3 separate regions of the Homo sapiens genome follow, and regions 1 and 2 are each linked to region 3. A link is a loop called in an ENCODE intact Hi-C map of the cell type or tissue named here. Cell type or tissue: heart left ventricle. All regions are shown on one strand. Each heading gives the region's core, and the rest is flanking DNA. Links, peaks and the distances in the headings are about the cores only.

What was found. Hi-C counts contacts between places; a loop is a spot of excess contacts. Peaks named below come from ENCODE experiments on the same cell type or tissue, not always from the same donor. Only the 100,000 strongest peaks of a DNase experiment are listed, where the experiment ranks them.
Region 1: a loop joins it to region 3, with 2.0 times the contacts of the local background. A loop is called at or near these places in 10 of 110 quality-filtered maps.
Region 2: it touches region 3 in a loop (3-fold over the local background); 10 of 110 quality-filtered maps call a loop at or near these places.

The regions. Positions count from the first base shown.
Region 1 is chr13:102,021,910-102,029,583 of GRCh38, forward strand. It overlaps a transcript of FGF14 not described here. Among named protein-coding and RNA genes, the nearest start is that of MIR4705, 20 kb to the right of the region's middle. In heart left ventricle, for the core only: no CTCF peak of the experiment used is centred there; no DNase peak of the experiment used is centred there.
Region 2 is chr13:102,008,863-102,016,536 of GRCh38, forward strand. It overlaps a transcript of FGF14 not described here. Among named protein-coding and RNA genes, the nearest start is that of MIR4705, 33 kb to the right of the region's middle. In heart left ventricle, for the core only: no CTCF peak of the experiment used is centred there; no DNase peak of the experiment used is centred there; H3K4me3 peaks cover 185 bases; H3K27ac peaks cover 2,500 bases.
Region 3 is chr13:102,085,103-102,092,776 of GRCh38, forward strand. It overlaps a transcript of FGF14 not described here. Among named protein-coding and RNA genes, the nearest start is that of MIR4705, 43 kb to the left of the region's middle. In heart left ventricle, for the core only: a CTCF peak has its summit at 4,220 (motif pointing right); no DNase peak of the experiment used is centred there; H3K27ac peaks cover 1,169 bases.

The DNA.
Region 1 (7,674 bases), core at 1,941-4,440, 64 kb before region 3:
CCCAGTCTCCTCACCTAGAACATGAGTGATGATTAACTAGATGATCACTAATTACCATTCCAGTTCTCAAGATCAGTGATGTCATGATTCACGGGGACTCCCCAGATAGAACTGCCATATCTACTCTGCGTCCACTTGGGCAGACTTCCTGCCTAATTCTACCTTACTTCATGGATTCCCTCCCACAAACTTCCAGAATGCTGTTAAGCAGCACCCCCACCCCCCTTACTCAATGGCCTTACTAAACAGTCAAAAAGAGCTTCCTTTTTAATCTGGGCAAGAAATAGCCCTCTATTCTTTAAAGGACATAGCCAGTTGCCTCTACTGGAACTCCAAAAAAATGACAAGCAGGTATCATACCTTTGTATTGCCAGAACTCATCTCTTTAAATGAAAATGAGAGGAGAGGGAACAAATTAGGGGCAATTGGAAGATTTCCTAATCACAGGCCTTGAAAAAGAAAGTCCACAAAGCTGTTCAGTCTCTTGGAGTCATAAGAGCAAGGAATCATTGAGATGACAAGCTAAACTCGCTCAAAGAGATGGCATTATCAACCTCCCTTTTTTGTTGCTGTTTTATTTTTTCCTCACTCCATCTGCTCAGAGGAACCCAATCTTGCTGAATTGGTATGAAGATGGCTGGAGAATTATAAATTAATGGGAGGGATGCCAGAGAACATAAATAGATGACACCGTCTCACATGGCCAATACATTTATTCAGTTTAATAGCCAATGAAAGGCAAAGAAAGCCACTCATTTAAGATGTTTAAAATTGCACAAAATGTTAAGGATTGTATCATAGTAAAATAATACTCAAATGAAATATATGCCAGTTCCATTTTAAACTATAAAAAAGAGAATATCTTTGTATAAAGCCTCTGTATTAATAAACATTGTATTCCGTGTAAGTGCTTAATGTGTTAGATTTCAGCATGTACATTAAACTTTAAATGTAACTTCCCATTATGATATCTTAAGAAAATTTCTCAATCTATTAACAAATGAGAGGAAGCACCTTGTGTGAAGCCTTGTGCTGGGCTCCCTAGGACAAAGGCAAAGTTCAAGGAAGGGCCTCTACTCTAAAGAATTTACAGTCAATTAGGAAAACTGTACAAAAGTAGTAAAATATTTTCGGACACACACACACACACACACACACACACACACACAGCCAACAGCCACACACAAAATACGTAACATATCACCATTGCTAGGTAGTGTCTAACTGATTGCCAGATGTCTACTAAAGAATGTTACAGTTTAACCCTAATATCAGCTGTTCAAAACTCATTTGATAGGTAAGTAAATGAATTTAGAGCACTTATTCAAGGTTATATACCTAGAAAGAAGCAAACCAATATATGAACTTAAAGTCAAATTTTATCCTCCATTTACTCCACTGTGCTACCAACTAAAGTGCTACAGATTTTTAATAAAGGGAAGAACACGCTTGATTAAAAATAGAGATTAGACATCTCATGGTATAGAGCTCTTAATAGAGCTCTTAATAAATTATTTTTATAACAGTTTTATTGACATACAATTCATGTACCGTAAAATTCACCTTTTATGGTGTACAATTTAGTGTTCTTTAGTATATTCTTGTGGTTGTACAACATCACCACTCTCTAATTTTCAAAATTTTATCATCACAAAAAGAAACTACACACTCATTATCAATCATTTCTTAATCTTCCCTTTCCCCAGCCCCTGACAACAACTAATCTATGTTCTTTCTCTATGAATTTGCCAATACTGGGCAATTCATATCAATGGAATCATACAAGATGCAGCCTTTTGTCTGTCTTCTTTCACTTAGAAAAAATTTTTAAGGTTCGTTTATGTCATAACAGGGTGCACTGACAGGTACAGTAAGGCCTCACTTGGAAAGTTTAGGGCATTGGCATAAGGATCATTGAAATAATGCACAAGAGGAGAATAAAATAACAAGGTGTCAATAAACATGGGAATCTAAATGAGGTCCCAGTGGGAGAAGATAAACAAGAATGTTGAAGGGAGAATAGTTGTGGTCCCACACCAAGATATTTTAATGTCTTTTTATTGACAAGTAATATTCCATTGTGTCGATCTACCACATTTTATTTCTCCATTTATCAGTTAATGAACATTTCAGTTGTCTCCACTTTTACACTATTATAAATAATGCAGCTGTAAAATTTATGTACAAGTTTTACATGAACATGTGTTTTTAAAAAATTTTCTTAGGTATATAAAAATTTTCCTAGAAATAAAATTCCTGAGTTACTCTGTTTCACATTTTAAAGAACTGTATGTGTTTTCCAAAGTGTCTGTACCATTTTACAATTCTGCCAGCAACGCATGAGGATTCTAATTCCTCCACATTCTTGCCAACACTTATTTCTGTCTGACTTTTAATTTTGGTTATCCTAGGAGTGGGAAGAGGTATCTCATTGTAGTTCGTATTTGCATTTCCATAATGACTAATGATGTTGAGCAGTTTTCTTGTGTTTATTGGTAATTATACAACTTTTCTGGAGAACTGTCTATTCAAATGCTTTTCCCATTTTAATTGGGTTATTTTTCTTTTTAATGTGGTCTGTGTTTTTACATTCTGAAAACAAATCTCTCATAAGATACATGACTTGTAAATATTTCCTTCCATAATATGAAGCGTTTTTCACTTTTTGATGGTCTCCTTTGGAACATAAGTATTTTTAATTTTAATGAAGTTAAATGTATCTATTTTATCTTTTGTGACTTGTGATTTTTGTGTCTTTTCTAAGAAAACTTTGCCTAATTTACTATCATGAATATGTACACCAATTTTTCTTCTAAGAGTTTTATAGTTTAGGTCGATGATTCAATTTTTGTATATGGTGTGAGGTAAAGGTGTAACTTCAATCTTTTTCATGTGGCTGTTCAGTTATTCCAGCACCATTTGTTAAAATACTACCATTTCCCCCACTGAATAGTCTTGGTACCCTTGTCAAAAATCAATTGACCATCAATGTTAGGATGTACTTCCAGAATCTCAATTCAGTTTTACTGGTGTATATATATATATACATATGTAAAATGGAATTTATATATATACACACACACATATATAAACACACACAGACATGCATATATATATATTCATATAATTATATTATATATATGTCTACTCTTATGCCATGTATACTGGCATACTTCTTGATTTGGTTTGTAGTAATTTTTGAGATCTGGGAATGTGAATCCTCTAACTTCATTCTTTTTCAAGACTGTTTCGGCTATAAGTCCCTTCAATGTCCATATAAACTTTAGGATCAGGTTGTCAAACTCTAAAAATAAAATGCCAGCTGGGATTTTGATACGAATTATGAATTGAATTGAAACTGTAGTTAAGTTTGGCGAGTACTGACATATTGACATGTTAAGAATATTAAGTCTTCTAGTCTGTAAACATGGGATGTCTTTCTATTTATATAGGCATTATATAATTTATTTTGATGATGTTCTGTAGCTCTCAGTGAACAAGTATTGTACTTTTTTTCTTTTTTGGAGACAGATCCATCACCCAGGCTGGAGTGCAGTGGCATGATCTTGGTTCACTGCAACTTCTACCTCCAGGGTTCAAGTGATTCTCATGCTTCAGCCTTCTGAGTAGCTGGGACTACAGGTGTGTGCCACCATGCCTGAGTAATTTTTGTATTTTCAGTAGAGTCAGGATTTCCTCATGTTGGCCAGGCTGGTCTTGAACTTCTGACCTCAAGTCATCTGCCTGTCTCAGACTCCCAAAGTGCTGCGATTACAGGAGTGAGCCACTGCACCCAGACAGTATTGTACTTCTTTTGTTCAATTTATTTTTAAGTGTTATTCTTTTGATGATATTCTAAGTGCCATTTTCTTAACTTCACTTTCAGATTTTTCATTGTTAGTATATAGAAATACAATTGATTGTTCTATATTGAGCTTGTAGCCTGTAATATTGTCAAATTCATTTATTAGTTCTAATAGTTGTGTTTGTGTGTGTGTGTGAATTCTTTTGCATTATCTATATAGGGGGTTGTGTCATTTGTAAATAGAGTTAATTTTACTTCTTCAAATACAATGTTAAACAGAAGTGGCAAGAGCAGACATTTTTGTCTTATTCCTTGTTCTAGGGGGAAATCATTCAGTCTTTCCTAATTTAGTCTGATGTTGATGTGCTTTTTTTTGGTAGATGTCTTTATTGAAGTTCTCTTCTGTTCCTAGTCTGCTGAGATTTCATTGTGAAAAGGTGTTGAATTTTATCAAATGCTTTTTCTTCATTGATTGAGATGAGCATGCTATATTTTGTTCTTTATTCTATTAATATGGTATATTAAATTGAAGAATGTATGTACGTAACAACAACAGTGCATTCTGGGATAGATATTTCCATTTGGTTATGGTATATATTCTTTTTATATGTTGCTAGATTAAGATTTTTATATTTCATTAAAATTTTTTTCATTTATATTCATAAAGGATATTGATCAATATACTTATTTCCTTGTAATATACTTTTTTTGATATTAGAATATTAACTTCATTGAAAGAATTGGGAAGTGTTTCTTCCTATTCTAGTTCTTCAAAGATCTTGAACACATTAAGTAGAATTTTTTTATAATAAGCTTTTAAAAAAATTTGCTATCTTTTGGTCATTTTACTTTTCCCAGAACTGAGTTTAGTGTTCTGTATTATTTGTCGTCTATATTCTGTACATAAGTTTTATAGTTCTTAACACATTTAATCCAGTTAAATTAGTCAAGAATAGTGAGAGCACTCAATGGCTAGAAATAAAACTACTTTTCACTTTAATATCACTGGGTAGAGCAGTACATATAAAGGTTCAGACTTTAATTTTCCCTTATTTTGCATGTTTTTTCTTACTCTGAGTCATTATTTACATAAGAAATTGTTTTAAAGGTCACTTTTAAGTGAGGAAAAAAGCTCCTCACTATATAACACAACCAGATTTCACTTAGAATTGAACCCAGTGAAAGACTTTTACAACAAATTCTATTAATAGCTTGACTTAGATTCTGTTAATAGGTTGACAATTTGAGCTGTCTTTCTACCCATTGTAGTAAACTCATAAACCTAAAGGGGCTGTCTAAGAAATGAGAATAACTAGAACTTGAAGAGTAAATTATGAATATGTTTAATGTTCAGGCCAGGCTATCTTTCCTCCTTTGGCATAGTCAATTCCCAAGTCAAGGTTGGATTTAAAATCAAACTTTCTAGTAAGAGTAATTGGCAAACCATCTCCCTAATTAGCAGGGGTTTAATCAACTTGAGAAATAAAAAGAAACACACACACACATACACACAGACACACACATACACACACACATATATTTATAAAATAGTATAATATGCATTATCTATATTACATATAATATAGATAATGACTATATATTATAATTATTATAATTCCACAGAGGATTTTTTTCTTTTTTAAGCTTTAAGTCACAAATGTTCTTCTTTCAGTATAAATGGAGATTAAATGAGAAAGGGGGATACATAAGCAAATTTCTTCTAATATATACTCTTTCTACTATCCTAAACGGCTAGCAGGAAAGATAATTCTAACGATATTTTACACACCATGTTGCAAAGGTTTAAATTATCTTGAATTCCCCCAATTTACTTATTCCACACATAAAAGAAATGTCAAAAATGGCTAGTAAGTTTTCTCAAATCTATGAGAAATGTCAAAACTTTTTAGAAAATTCTAGCTTATGGCTATCTTATTTACTAAGCTATCCATCCTTTGCTTGACTCGGTATAATCTTGTTTGCTAACTATAGCCTTTTAGAGAAGAGAATAGTTTAGGACATTGTTGGAATCTGGACGTGGGTGCATGTGTGTGTCTTCATGCTTGACTGGGGCTGATGGGTTATCCTGTCACGATTTACCTGTATTTATTCTAGGCTAACCTGCAGGTGTTTCCATAGCAACGTCTCTCGATGACTATTATTGTTGTGACACCAAAGGAGGTGACAATCTTAGGGAGCCTTTTTATTATATAGAGAGAAACCAATAGAAGTTTATGTTCTCTGATTATTCATCACCCTTTATTGGCAGAGTGTGGCCACCTCTGGGTTTTGATTTGGTGTCCTTTCACTCCACTCACACCTAAATCTCTCTGCTGTCTGTTCTTGATGGTACAACACAACTCTGCCAACTGTCACTGTTAGAAAACCCCATAAGAAGGGAAGAAGGAAAGGAAAGCGTGTCTTTCAAAAGACAGAAGTTTTGATGCCTTTTCTTTCTTTCTTCCCGAATGGTCTGCATGCTTGTGCTTCCCCCAAATTTATATTGAAACCTAGTCACTAATGTGCTGGTATGAAGAGATGGTACCTTTGGGAGGTGATTAAGTCACGAGGGCAGAGCTGTCACGAATGGAATTAGTATTCGCACTGGACTGGGCCTTTACAAAAAAGACCCAGGGGAGCTGATTTGCCTCCTTCCACCAGTGGAAGTGAGAATGCACCATCTGTGACCCAGAAAGCAGGCCTTGCCAGGCATCAAATATGCTGGCATCTTGACATCGAATTTTTGAGCCTTCAGAATGATGAGAAGCAAGTTTCTGTCATGTATAAGTACCCAGGTAATGGTATTTTTGTTATAGCAGCCTAAGTTGACTAAAGCATTGATCAAATGCTTACTATTTATCAGATGCTTACACTTCTATAGACATTTATTAAGTGCTTCTAGGCACTTAAGTAAATACTCCATGTATTGAGGAAGCCACTGAGAAAATTAGGTATTATACTGACCCCAAGTTTTCATGTCAGGGAATATGGGGTTTTTTTTGTTTTGTTTTTCATCTTTAAAGCTTTAAATCACAGATGCCCTTCTTTCAGAATAATTGAGGATCAAATAAGGAAAAACTGGGAACTATAAACAAATTAACTTTTTGCCTAGTGAATCATTTTACCTAAAATCTTCCCTGACTGTTAATCTTGTGTATGGCATTCACGTCTCTCCTGAGCTTTGCAAGTCTACCTGCCTTGCTATCCTTAGAATGTGCCTTTTCTCTCCACAGGGGAAGGAGCATTCAGCTAAAAATGAGGCTCAGCAGAACACATTCTCTGGGCATGCTAGGAATCCACAGCTCATCGGTACAGAAATAAAACATGGCTGATTTATATACAAACAATGGTGACAGGATTGTCACAGCACACATGGTAACTTCGCTGGCTTGGAAATCATCCCAAAATCAACTAACGAGCACTTCAAAAAGGAGGGCAAAATGAGGCTCTCATGTTGCTTGTGTGTGTGTCTTTCTTCAAAGTCAAGTGCCAGATCTACTTAGAGCAGACGTTCTTATGTTTTAAAAGCTGATTTGGTTAATTTACTGCTGCTAAATGTAGAATCAGATATTTTCCCTTTTATAATAATATAACTTAGGATGCAAGATTTTTTCCATCTCATTCTCATTAACTAGATCCCCATATTTATAAACTGCCCCTCTTATATCTACTGATCAGTTACATCACAAATATTTTATCTTACAGCAGAGCTAGCCCAATGAACAAAATATTCTGAAATAAATGCATTTGAAAAATGAAACAACTTGAGCCAGTATAGCATCATGTGTGTAGATCAACATGAATTGTGTCATTACAAACAACTCAAAGTTTAAGCTACATTAAACTATAAGATCTCTACTGCCCATTAC
Region 2 (7,674 bases), core at 2,170-4,669, 77 kb before region 3:
AAAGTGTCATCTGTTAATTACTCCTGTTATACGATCTAATTTTACCATTTCTAAATCTGTATTATATCCTTAATAAAAATAAAATATATCCATTCCAATTTACAGAAGACTATTAAAAAATGTAGGTCAACTTGAATATTTGTTGGTTATGAGATTATAAAAAAAATTTCTCCTTTAATATAAAAGCCATACATGTCCTTTGAAGAAAACAAATGGAGTACAGATTTAAAAATTAGGGAAAAAGCCGTATATTTTACATGTTTAACACCTTGCTGTATATTCATTCAGGCTTTACCATGTACATTTGTCCTTCTGTGTATTGTGTGTGTCTATAAGATCATGCTTGAAATCATATTTTGTAACACATTTTTATTTAGTAATACACTATAAACTTCTTTCCATGTGAACAGTTTAGATGGGTGGATGGATGGATGGATAAATCGGTAATAGATATTTACAATATAATATTTGATGGCTAAATAGTAGTTAACTCTATTGGTAAATTTTCCAATCAATCTCCTATTGTCAATTGGTTGGAAATAGTTTTTTATCAGTTTGACGTGCATGAGTTTGTGGTTTCACTGTGCATTGTAATCAACATACTTGTATTGATATCTATACACATGTTCTAAATTATTTTACAATATGATTTTGGAAATAAAAAGTTTAGTCAAAATATATGTTCTTCTGAATATTTTTATGGGATTAAAAAATTGTTCTTCAAAAAGTCTACACCAATTTAAACATCCACCATGAGGATACCACCTTGAAAATTTCTGAACATCTTCACAATTACTAGTCATTATCTTTGAAAAAAAAACTAGTTGTTTCTTGTTTTAACATTTCATTGTGTTACTAATTTTAATAAGAGACTCAACTCATTTATAAGTAGGTAAACTACAGACTGGTTACTAGATTTCCAAAGGAAATAATCTAAAGAATTAAAAGTACCGTCACTTCTCTTTTCCTCTCCTTCCCCAACACATGTTTTAGAAATATAGAGGTTATTAGTGAAGCCTTCCAAAGCCATACAAAGATGATACAAAGAATGATGATATTTTCCAATTCTTCATAGAAACCTTGCCAAGGTTGACTATAAAATTTCATGATCTAAAAGTTCTTAAATGTTGAATGATGAAAATAATATACCTAGAGAAAAATGGAGGAAAGAATCAAGTCCTTCTAAAATTAAGCAACAGTGGAGCAGAGGAAAAGAAGATGGTACTGCTGCTACCTCTGGGCCCTATTTAGTTATTTTCACACTCCAAATGAGCTATTCTCTTTTTACTAGGTGCATGGTGGAAATGGCATAACTCCTCACTTTAGTTTAGAAACAGAACATTCTCTCACAGTGGGTTTTATATTATATAACAGGTTTGAAACAGAAAATAAAGTTGATGTGAAACCATCAACCCAAACAGTTAAAATGGCAGCATATGTCACCAGTGCATAAAGGCTGGGGCTGTTTCTACGGAGAGAGGAAGAAGCCTCGAGCACAACATTAGCCTGGTTTGGTCCACATTTTAGAGCACAGAGATGTGACTATCCCACAGAGATACCAGAACTAATAACACAACTAATCAACTTTGCCCAGAATCGGATTCCTGTTCTATGATGTAACCACTGAGAAAAAAAAGAAAGTGTTTATTTTTTATAAAGACAATGTTATAAGCTTTTATTTGCACAATATGTTGTTGATGCTGAACACAATCCTAGGGAAGTGATCATAGCTGAGTTTCTGGAAAAACCTAGGTTTTAAAGTTGAGGAGACTTAAGTCCAAAACCTGGCTTCATCACTTACCGGCTACAATACTGGGATATGTTAACTTCCCTTGATTTCAGCTTTCTCGTCTGTGAAATGAAGATGATAATAATGCTTTCCTGCCCAGATTACTGTATTTTAGATAATGCAACTGGCAACCGGCAAATGGCAGAATGGTGAAAGATAGGAAACAATGGGGCAGTATGTCAGAGTGACAGCCACTTGCTCAATTTCAATCATCTGTGGGTAGGGATGAAGGATGAGAGAACGTGGAGAAACTTACACTTAAGAAAATCAAAGTGAGTTTTTGTTCTCTTAACATTGCCTACATAAATCAGAATATGCTAAATTTAAGAACTGAGTATATTTAGAATAGGTTTTCTATTTTTAATAATGCCATTGTTCATTTTAGTGTATTATTTTAGTGATGTGCCCTTTATGAGAGGATGAGAGTCCCATCTCCATGGGAACAAGATTTTGAAAACTTGAAGACATTGTTTTTGTTATATTGCATTCCTCTGGGAATCATTTAGGATAGCATTGTTGTAATAACATTTTATTAATTGCCTTCTTTACTATATTTTCCTAAACACTATATGGAGAAAAGTACTGTGATTACATACTTTGAACCTTCTCTCCTGGAGCTTCCAACAAAATGTACCCAATATATTAAAAAACTGATCTACAATCCATATTCCTTCCCTTTTCTTACTTGATTATACCTGGGAGAATAAGACTTAAGTGTCTATTCCTAACGCTGCAGGAGTATGAAGCTTATTCATAGCTGAGAGCATAGAGAGCAGCTCAGACAAACCCAGGCAGGATCACTTCAGAATGCCTTTTGGAAGATGCTTTGCCATACGCAGGAGTATGAAGCTTATCCATAGCTGAGAGCATAGAGAGCAGCTCAGACAAACCCAGGCAGGATCGCCTTTTGGAAGATGCTTTGCCATACGCAGGAGTATGAAGCTTATCCATAGCTGAGAGCATAGAGAGCAGCTCAGACAAACCCAGGCAGGATCACTTCAGAATGACTTTTGGAAGATGCTTTGCCATACAGGGAGTGGCAGTCTTTAGAAGAGGGTTTCTGGAAGGATCACAGAAATGCGACCACAGAAGTGCAAAGTCTCCGGTCATCAAGCTCTCAGAGTGTTCTCTGCAACAATGTGACAGGGTATAATGATTCTATAAATACTGATCTCCAGCTCACCCATCTGCCAAGGAAATATTTTCCCAGCATCTGAATTAAGTGGAGAACTGCTTAACTAAAGGACAGATGAAGCAAATCATCCATCTTCAGCGATCACTCATGGCTTTGTTCATGAATGGTAATTTGTGGTAATAAATTCGTTCTTTTATTTTTGCTACCCAAATATGTTTGTTTGTTGAGATTTTTCTAGGTTTAGCTTGGAGACCAAAATGAGGGACAGGAGTAAAATATCACTGTCTTTTATCATGCTGCCACTGAGGGAGATGTCACATTCAGTTTTGAACAGTCCCTAAACTTTAAATATAAACTAATCAATTTGCCGATCCAGTGACCTGAAAATGCCTTGTGGAAATGGACAGAAGAGAAGGAGGGGCTGGGGGTGAAGGGGCAGAGAAGAAAAGATCATGGTCTCAGCTACACAAGCCATGAATATTATGAAAATTAAAATTTCATTATAATCATAATATTTCTCACTCCTGTGCTTGAGTCTGGAAAGAGAAATCAAAGTCTTTAATGCTACGGTGACAAGTAGTTACTCTCTGGTAACAATCTAGATTTCCTAGCAGGCCTTTGTTATGTCTGGGCCTTTGGAGAATTTTTCTCTAGATTATTTTGTCTGTGTCTGAAAGGTTCATACACATGCTCCTGCCAAAGCTTGTCATTTGGGGGTCATTTTAGTCACTGGCAGGATATAGCTAGACAAACATGAGGCAGCTGATAAAGGACAGGCAATGCCAAAAATTAAGGTCTTTCACAGTAGATTTCTGTTTGCAGTGAAATGAAATAGACTCAATACCAAACAAAGCAAAACAAGTTAAAAGTAAAGTTGTGTGGTCATGTAATATCTTGAGTTTTTGGAGTGTGACAAAATGAAGATGGTAAGAGAAGAGGAACCCCTCCCGCACTGGGGCTTGTGAGGATAGAGAGCAGCTCTCCCGTGGCACTGCCTCACTTTCTATTTTCAGCCTTTCCATCCATGCCCAGTACTGGCTCACATATGAAACCCGCCTCTTCTGGATGTCTGAGCCCCCTTATTAATCTCATCTCTGTTTATTCTCATAAAGTGATGCCAAGTGATCACCAATGGAGTTGATACAAGCCGGGGTATTCATGACTGCTAATGGGGTGATGAATTACCCATTCAAAGCATCTCCTCACCAATTTTAGTAAAAAACATAGATACTAACACAGAATCATGTAGTCCCAGCTACTCGAGAGGTTGAGGCAGAAAGATTGCTTGAGCCCAGGGGGTGAAGGATACAGTGAGATATGACCATGCCACTGCACTCCAGCCTGGATGACGGAGCAGAACCCTGTCACACACACACAAAAGAAACAAACAAAAAACACCAGAGATAAAAAGAAGTAGGACAGGGGAAAGAGAAGAGCAAAGAAAAAGAAGGAAATGATGTAAAAATTAAATGCACTCAGCCTTCTACATGTAGTATTTCCTGCTCAGGTGTGCTAAAATTTAATTTAAAAATTGGATCAATCATAAGCCTTTCTGAGAAAACCATGAGAATAAATGTTAAAAATACAGATATTTTAAGAAAATTACTGATTGCATGTATTACAGTTTTTCTAAGGATTATCTTCTTGGAAGAAAACACTGTCAAATGGTATTTTAGGTTTCTGTCACAAATTTTGAGGTGCTCACAAACTAACTGCTGTCTCGCTATGGAGCTGTTTAAGATGTTCCCCACTGAAACATGAATTTATAAATAAACAGATGAATAAACCCAAAGGAATTGTGCAATTCTTGAATAACAGAATCCATTGGCTGCACAATTTGACAATTTAAACACAATGAGTGATTTCCTAGGCTTAATCAGCCTTCCTCCCAATCTCAGAAGCGTAAGGTTGCCTGGAAGTGTTTATTTTTCATGTTTATTTGTTTCATATTCCCCTACTACCTACTAGGCTTGATCATATATGACATTTTATTTCATTGTTCGGACAATTGTGTCAAATAAGCATTTTATCTTTATTTTAAAACCAAGGATATCTTTGGGTGGAGAGATGACAGGACTTGCTTAGAGTCTAACAGCTTGCAAGAGGCATAATCAGGTTTAGAGCAGACGTCTTCCAATAGAAAGAGCACAAAGGAGGTCAAATGCTAATGTTCAATGAGTGATTTCTATATGTCAGGTACTTTTAATGTACTAATGAATTTAATCTTTACAACAAATTTAAAAATCTATAAAAGTATCATTTTAAATAAGAAGATAATGTGGTATGGAGTAGTTAATGAACATTAAGGTCAAACAGGTAAATGATGAGGCCAAGACTTAAGCCACAGCAGCCTGGCCAAGTTGGAATCACTATTCATAGTACCTGAACTGAATAGTGATGTACACATTGTGCACATGTACCCTAAAACTTAAAGTATAATAATAATAAAATTAAAAAAAAAGACTTCTAAACATTTTGGTTGACTAACATAGCTGTAATGCAAAAAGCAACTTTTAGTTAATTTTTAAATGAAAATTTTTTCCACTAGTGTAACAACTCTATAATATTCAGTATAATTTCACATATGTATAGATTGACCAGAACCAGGCATATTCCTAATAGTGCACGGAAAAAGCTAAGTATAAAAGATAGCCAGGAAGTGATAAGATTGTGTCTATATTTTAAGCATCATCGCAAGTGCATTGACTTGGATCCCAGGTAAACTAAAGCAAACAAAAATGATAAGCAATGCAGAGGAACCAATTATCGAAAAGTGATTTACATTCAATTAAATCAAGAGTTACATTCAACTTTTTCCTCAGTCCACAATAGTTGGAAATTTGAATTTAAAAAGACATATAATGGCTTTTGATTATTCAAAAACACAAGTCTTCCATTTTCTACTCCACAGTCACTTATTTCGTATGTAAATGATTATTTCATAATACAGAACAGCTAAAAACACAATAAATAAAATATGACAAACTTATTTTTTTATATTAATCGCCATGGTTCTTTGTTGCAGAAAAAAGATGGAAAGAGGGCATGAGAATTAAGAACGGTCATGTGTGTAAAATATGGTTGAAGTCTAGATTCAGTCAAAAAGATTTTTCTATTCTGCTAAACATTCATTTATTTATTTATTCATTTTGAGACAGAGTTTCATGCTTGTTGCCTAGGCTGGAGTGCAATGGCACAATCTCAGCTCACCGCTGAGTTCAAGCGGTTCTCCTACCTCAGCCTCCCATATAGCTGGGATTACAGGCCTGTGCCACAACGCCTGGCTAATTTTTGTATTCTTAGTAGAGATGGGGTTTCACCATGTTGGCCAGGCTGGTCTCAAACTCCTGACTTCATGTGATCCACCTGCCTCAGTCTCCCAAATTGCTGAGATTACAGGCGTGAGCCACCGTGCTCAGCCTGCTAAAATTTATGAGAAACATCAGCAGAATTTATACTTTGTTTACATTTCTAGATACTTTTATTTACCACGCATCTGTCTAAATAGAAAAAAGCTCTGCTTTCGTATCACCAAAGGAATATATATTTTTAAAATCTGTTAACTTATTTCACATTGTCACAGGCTCTACACTTGAAAATGTTTGATTGTCAAAAGATCCATAGTAGAAGAATGAATTTAAAAAACAGTTACCTTTAGACTAGCAAGAAAAATGTATACTATCAATTATACATTAATTTTTCTTATCAACCATTGTTCTTAGCAAAGAAAGACTGTAAAGTAAATTCTTTTCAAGAAAATTCATGGTAGGCTGTTTCTAAGTGTTCACTGGATAGGATATGTGGACTAATCATTACACATTCCTTTCTGCCCATCAAACATGGAGGCAATGCATCAGTGTCATGTCCAGACTGTAAACTCCCCATGGGGTCAAGGCCTGGAGGATAGGGTGGTAGGAACAAAACTGTCTCCTTCTGTGCTATTTTTCCAAAGATCCTAAAGCAGCCTTCCCAATAAAATTAAAAGCTCAATGCATGCTGTTACCTAAATAGAAAAAAAATCGACTTAAAGACACAATATGCATTTCTCTCCCTGGATATAGTCTTAGTTAAACTTATATTTTCAGCTTCAATAGCATTTCAGCAAGTTTTGTGCTATCTATTAAAAAATTGCAAAAACCAATAGAAATACTCTCCAAAATTTAATGTATTAGTGCTCAAAACTAGGCTGAGAGATTAGAGCACTATTATCAGTCTCTTAGGAAGAGAATTTTATGAATTTGGTATAATATCCCTTCTCAATAAGAGACAATAAAATTCATGAATTTTCATGAATAACAACTTGCATTTGAGTGGCCAATATACGCCAAAGCATCATTTTAAGTATTTTAGTTCATTTAGTCATCAAAATGACCTTAGGAGGTAGTTTAACTGTAATCTACATAATTCCCATTTTACAGTTGAGAAAATTGTGGTTTAGGGAAATTACAAAAACAAACTATTTTCTCTTCCTGCACCACAATATATATGACTATATGTATTATAAATTTTAACTAACCTGCTATCAGGATAATTTGAAAAGATTTTTAAAATTTTAAATATAATGCAAAATAAATATTTTAAATTTTAAAAATTAAACAAGGCCACTTAGAACAAACAAGGAATAATGTGAGACAACTGAGATTAGTTAATTGCTATAGCTGATTTTTCTAAAAATTTTTATTGTTGAACCAGAATTAATACAAATACCTAGACCTAAACATAATGTGAGCTGTATTGTACAGGTCTTAGA
Region 3 (7,674 bases), core at 2,703-5,202:
TACCACCTTTCCTCTGCCCCCTTTGTGCAATACACGCTCTACATACTTTTTTGATCAGTAAAATTCACTTCTATTTAGACTAAAGCTAAGTTTTTCTCTTTCTCTTTCCTTTTTTCCCCCACCTCCTATGTGTATGTGCTGGTGGGGGAGGGGGAGGAAGGAAGAGCTGAGCTACAAAATTAATCAGCTCCAGGTATGTGCCAGGCATTGTACTTAATCCAAGTTCATTGAATCTGAAAACAATCCTAAAATGAAGATTCCCTCACCCCAAATCCCTCAACTGGTAAATGCTAGAGAAATAACTTGGTCTAAGTTTAGCAATTTAAATTTTTATATTATTTTTCTAAATCAATTTATTGTCCCTGTTATAAACAATGGGAGTGATGTCAAACAATTTTCTGGTTAATTATTAAGAGAATAAACAGTGGAATAAACAGTGAGTAAGGCAATATTTAACAATGGAAGACATAGGCCATTTCCTAATTTGATTTCCAGAACAATAAAACTGATTTCACTAATTTCTCTGACAATGTATTATCCTGGGGAGTTAATAACTTATTTTTATTAAGGTGAGAATAAATGTACTCAGGTACACAGGTGGCAGAAAAAGCTCATATATCCAATTACCTGCATAATGAAACCAATCACTTAACTTCTTCTTTGGCTGTTGGAAAGTCAGAGGTGCTAAAACCAAATTTTCTCAGTCCCTTAAGATGGACTGAAAATCCTCAAGCAAAAATCACTCTACCTTATATATGGAGGAAAATCTGAAGACAAAGGAATAAGGCATCTTAAGTTCTACTCCAGGAAGTTTGTTTAAGTTGCTGTCTTGAAAACCAAGCCTCTGATATTTTCTTAGCTGTATTAAATTGTAGCTAAAAATAAATGGCTATTTAGCATGTGTTTACTATCCAAGGTCCATAGAGCAAGCAAAAGGGCAGGCTACTGCTTTTAAAACCCATGTAGGGATTAATTAACAGAAGGGCACTAGCTAGCAAGTTATGCTAAATGACAAGTCTTGATTAAAAGCTAAAAACAATGCTTATTTCAAACCTAACTTCCTGGTCTATAGTTACTCTCAACTTTAAATGCAATTTGCTAATTTCAACTCCAAATACATATATATGCCCTTGGGGTTAAGAAGTGCTTCGGTCATGCCTGTAATCCCAGCACTTTTGGAGGCCGAGGCGGGTGGATCACAAGGTCAGGAGATAGAGACCATCCTGGCTAACCAGGATAGAGACGGTGAAACCCCGTCTCTACTAAAAATACAAAATATTAGCCGGGCGTGGTGGCGGGCGCATGTAGTCCCAGCTACTCGGGAGGCTGAGGCAGGAGACTGGCGTGAACCCGGGAGGCGGAGCTTGCAGTGAGCCGAGATCGAGCCACTGCACTCCATCCTGGGCGACAGAGAGAGACTCCGTCTCAAAAAAAAAGAAGTGCTTCCGACCTTATTTTATCAAAGCCTTTCATTTTCCAAATGAGAATTTAAGGTATTTTCTCAAGAAAATTTTTATGAAACAACAAAAAACCCGATGTTTTTAATCTCAGAATCTGAAGATCACCTATGCTAGAACCGCTATACAGTAGACAAAGAATTAGTTTTTTCTTTCCTCATATTCTGTATTTCAGGCCCAAATAATCTACCCAATTTAGAAGGGGAAAGATGTTCATTTTTCTTAATGTGTGATGGAATTTCAATATGTACAATCATAACTTCTTTGAAGATGGGCTGGCACACATAGAACTGTGCATTAGGCTTTTAAAACTTTCCAGGATTACGTAGAGTGAGTAAAGGCGATTGACACAGGAGGCAGTCTGATGATGTGGAGTGAATTGGGAATCACAGCATTCCCCACAAACTGCTCAGCTGATCTTTCTGTATTACCTGGAAGCTCCTCTATGAGCCTGGCTTGTAGCATTTGAGGTCAAGAAACCAGTCATTAGGACGTAAATTTGTCATTTGTCAGAGGAACACAGAGATCCAAAAATAATCCTGCCATAATGTAGTTCATTAGATTAGCTGGTTTGGGAAATAGGTCACAGGACTGATATAAGTTGATGGGACTGGGGTTAGGAAAGGTCTTTGTGTAATTCGCAAAATTATATACTTTGATGATCCCTAAAGTGTGAAGATCTATGCAACCTGAAGTAGCAGGCAGACTGAAGTCAAGTCAGTGAAGCATCAGGGAAGGAAGAAAAGAGAAGAGCTGCTACAATTTAAGGGTTTCCTAGCAATGGGACCTGGGGCAAGATTCCTCATGTGTACCTTGCCCAGAAATAGTAAAAAATAGACTGTAATTTCTTTTTTTTTTTTTTTTTTTTTTGAGACAGATTCTTGCTCTGTCACCCAGGCTGGAGTGTAGTGGCGTGATCTCGGCTCATTGCAAGCTCTGCCTCTCTGGTTCCCGTCATTCTCCTGCCTCAGCCTCCCTAGTAGCTGGGACTACAGGCACCTGCCACCATGCCTGGCTTTTTTTTTTTTTTTTTTTTTTGTATTTTTAGTAGAGTCGGGATTTCACTGTGTTAGCCAGGATGGTCTCGATCTCCTGACCTCGTGATCTATCCACCTCGGCCTCCCAAAGTGCTGGGATTACAGGCGTGAGCCACCGCGCCCAGCCCAGACTGTAATTCTTAACACAGAGCCTAGCACAAAGCAGGTGACATGCAAAAATAGTATTAGATGTTGTCTAAATTAGCTTTACCAACTCTGTGCCTTCTCTGTGTCAGATAATACACTTTTTACATTTCAACTCATTTAATACAACAACCATCTTACAGTTAGGAAATGAAAATTCCAGAAATAAGTATAGAAGATGATATGTATGCAGATGTTTGCCTGATTGTAAAGCTCATGGCTTTTCTACTTCTCTATATGTATGTAAAAATAATTTTGAGAATGACTTATGGTGGTTACTTAACTTTGCATCAGTTCTGTCATTTAATATTCATATCTATCTTATGAATTTGAAATTATTATCTTATGTAACAGGAACTACAACCAGAAAGGTTAAGTGCCAAAATCATACTTTTTAGTAAGTGGGTTAGTTTCCTGTTCGGGTTCGTTTCTCTATGATACACAATTGAGACATAGGTACTCAACTGTCAACCTGCAATCAGTCAGAGACTAAGTTGCTCCTGAAATTTTGTCACTTTAGAAATGCTGTAGTTTAATGAAGGCCACTTTAAAAACAATCACTGCCAAGTTGGGAAAAGTAATAAAAATGGTAACTGTGCTAAGCAGAGAGAATTACTTATTTTATATTAATGAAAATGAATCTTAAAGTGTGGCACACATCACATGTAACATGTATTTTTTAAAAGTTCATGTTACAATGTACCATTTGCATAACTTAGAAATTTAATGTAATTAAGTACACCAAATGCAGTGTTATTTTATTCATCAAGATATGGAGTAATATTTAGGTCAAAAATACCACATTTTCAAGCTTTATGGTAAAAGATACTTCACTGCAATATTTTCTAACTGAGAAATCAAAGTCAATCCATAAGGTATTTGACATATACAATTGAAATATACAAATATGTATTAAACTGGAAAAATATATAGATTTAAAATTCTATAATCTAACATTTAGACATATATATCTAATCTAATAATTTTTCAAATTTGGGTACTTTATATTAAATTAAAAGAGACACATGTTTGTGTCATACAAACTCATATCATAGCAAATATTATAGAAAATGCTTGCCGTAGGTCAGATACAAAGATGAGTACATTATACATAAAGTTCTTCATCTAATCCTGAAAGTTACCGTATAAAGTAGGTACATTCTTGATCCACATATTGTAGCTTAGGAAACTAAAACACCTAACCAGAATTTGGAGCCAAGCTGTCAAGATTTCAAAGATTGTGCTTCTGTAAAAGGAAAGTCAAATCCTTTCTGGTTCAACTTTACCTGTTGAAAATACTTCTAAAACCCAGTTTTCTGCCATCATAGATACAGAATTCAGAATACAATCTTAATTTCCCACTGGAATGTTCCAGAGTGTAGGGAAAACTAAGAACCAAGGTAATCTATTTTAAATATTTGTTTGCATTCATTTGAGTCTAGCGTATATTTTATGATCACAACACAGCCAGACTGTGTTCTGTTACCAATTGTTTCCATTCTCTGAGGTCAAGGAGAAATTGTTTAGCTCCTATGTAAAAAGGGTAGAAAATGTCTAGAAATGTATTACATTCTATCCAGAAGAGGGCACTGGCAGGTATTCAACCCAATATCTGATATTTCAAACAGAGGGAAGCAAAGCTCCAATGTAACAAGTATCTTTTCAGTAAGATGGGCTTCCATTCATGCCCTGCAGTGTGACTATAAGAAGCACTAATATACCTGGATAAAATCATGTTTTGGAAACTGATGCTAGTATTTTTAGCAGTTAGCTAATTTTAACAGCTGGCATAAGATTGCACTTTTAGTTGATATTACTGCCTAAACGTTCCACATTTTTCCTAAGTTTTACTTTCAAGGAAGTTTACATTATTTAGCATTCAGTTATGAAAGTTCTGTCAACCATTACACAATGTACGTAAGGGGGCTATGAATCAAATGTGCCTCATGATATTGACTTTTTGAGCACAATTCTGTTTCATCAAAACTTACAAGACATAGAAATTGAAAAGAATCATGGTTTTGATGTCTGATTTCCTGAGTGGCTGAGACAAGTGGTTTATCAATCATATAATTTCTGCAGATCATTTTAATTAGTTTTCTCTTACAAGCAGTTCTTTTCTGCACTGTGTAGCTATGAAAGTACTCTTTATTTTGTGTCCAAGGTTTATACTTAGAAACTCTCTGGGAACAACTGTCATTGTCAGGCCTTGTCTTTGTTATTCTTGTGTTGTGAAATTCCATTTGCCATATCTGAAGCTTAAATGGCAACAGACCCTGTTGAATAATTGTCTTCTAGTGTTAGATGATTAGCTTTATATGTGCAAAATGGCTTTTTAGAAAAACTACCTAGATAAAAAGGTCAAAATCAAAATGGACCAATTTGAAAATTATCATTGCAACAAAAATTTGTTGTGGACACATACTCATTGAATATATACAACGTATATTTACTGAGACTATAATATGTGTCAGCCATTTCTATTACAGGCTTATTGAATTTTTCAAGTAATCGATGGCAATTAATTTGTCACATAATTGTACTACTTGCAAAAATAATCTCCTAAAATTAATGACTTTGTCTCCTGTGCTACTATTCGAAGGCAGAGTGGAAATGGCTTTTAGGTTATAGAAAAGAGGCAGAGTGAGTTCTCTCACTAGCTGTGTCTTAGGTAAGTTCCAGGTCTCTGCAGTCAATCGCCATATCTATAAAATGAAGATGATATTACTACCTGGAAATGTTGTGTTTACAACCTTTATCAGAGTAGTTTACTGCTGTAGAAGCTCGACCACTGGTAACCATTGTGTTTAAGTTTAATTTTCACTAAAAGCCCAGGCTCTGACTGTAATGGTCACTCAGAGTTGTGCCACTGAAAGGGCACAGATGGCAGTGGTCAAGTAGGCCACGTCCTCTGCGTGCCTTTTTCGCTTTCAGAAGTAGGGCTACGAAGCTGAGGACAGCCAGAATGACTGCTGAGATTCACATTTCCATTAATGCCTGTCCATTCCAAAAAAAGATCAGTGTATGCCAACGGCGAGATGCCTTCCTCAATGAAGTCAGAATCTAACAGCGATGAGATCCTTTGTGTTTACAAGCCTTGAAGCTGAGATCAGATGGCATTGCCATTGAGTCGGCTAGGAGCCAGTAGTCTAAAGTCTAAGTATATATTATACTGTCTGAATCAACTTAGTGGCTCTCAGTTCTATCATATTTGAAACTCATTTTTATAATAAATATTTGTTAATGTCTCTTTTGCTATTCCAAAATGAAATTGCTAACTCCCTCTAAGAATAATCTTAAATCAATGTAATATGTTAATAGTGACATAAAAGACAATAGTAAGAGATTAACACATACAAATAGAGTACTAATAGTATAATATGCAAATGCTTAGGTACAATTATACCAGATGATGTGGTTATAATGGGTAACTCTGGATTTAGGAAGTGTAAAACAATAGCCAAATGTGCCAGTTATTTACTCTTTGTCTCTCGGTTCTAAACTTGCACTTCTATGCTCTGCTTTATGCTGCTGGGGCTGAGACCCTGCAAACTACATTCTGCTTGCCAAGATTCTCTCTGTTAGGATCTGCCACTAGGAGCACCAGAGACTTCAAAGCTGGATGAGGTGGAAGAAACTTGCCCCTTCCTGTGTCCCTCTAGGGGAGCTCCTTGGCTGCTTGTGGATCTTGTGAGCATCACTCTACGATGCTTCAGTCACCCCCCACCAACAGCAGAGCCTCCTTGTGGCAGCAGCTGAATACAGTTTGCAATTTTGTTCAACACTTGGAGAACCAGGTTAATTGTCTCCTTCTTCCCTCAAATACCAGCCGGCCATTGGTCCTCCTCAGAGGTCTGGATTCCAGCTTCATGAGTCTTTCCTCTGAGCTCAGAGATACTAGCACCAGCCGAGCCACGCCTTGCTTACAGGTCTGAGTTTGAGTTTCACTAGACCTTCCCTCGAAGTTTTTTGTTTTCCTTTTTTTCCCCACAATTCTGGGGGTGGGAAGCAGCTGCTTCCTGAAGTTGCTACTTCCACAATACCTTAGAGTTTCTTTTTCTACCCTTTAAGTTACCAGCTGACAACTTTTTACTAATTAAGAAGTGTTTGTATTAAATCTTCTCTGTTCAAATAGCTGGTATCATTTCTGCCTCCAGAGTGGACTCTGACCACTACCTCTACTGAATATTGTCAACATTATTTCTTTCCTGAGATGAACATTTTATTGGACATTTGAAATAAGGCCTGGTGATAAGTTTATATATATGCATAAAATCATAATAAATGCAACAGCTACTGGTACTGACTGATGTGGGGATGACACATTGGTGGCTGGGAAGCCACTAGCAGCATTGCCATTGCTAGGTTCAAAAATGATGAACAACTCTTGATCTCTTGATGATGTACTAGACAGAAACTACAATCTGCCCTGATTTGTAGTGCAGTTCCATTCCTGGGAAAGTTAGCACACACTAAAATGGGGGAAAATACACTTTGTGTTTTTATGTAAAATATAGCCATGCCATACAAGATATGAAAATATTCATTGTTCAGGACAGTCTTATGCATTGCTGTTTGTCTAAAAACTCTCACTCTTACCCACTAAGTGCCATTGCACTTATCCCAATTACGGGTGACCAAAACTGTGCCCACATCATGTCTTAGAGTAATGTCATATCTGTTCAGAATAAAATAAGGCAGAGGCAGAAGAGGCCATTTCCTTTATGAATTTAGTTGAGGATAAGTCATCCCATGGGTCTTCCACACTGAAAGGGCATCTCCTCATGCTTCTTTCCACTTGGCAAAAGTCTCAAAGTCTAAGTTATAATGAAGATAGTTTTTATGAAAAGGATAATATCCTAAAAGAAATTCTTAGCCCCTATAAACACATTTTACAATCAATATATGTTAATTTTAACATGAAAGAAATAAAACTAGTACAGGTAATAACAATAGTAATATTTGTGCATAATCATATTATAATACATAAATGCCTAGGCACAACTACATTAGATACACAGGGTGAACACAATTAT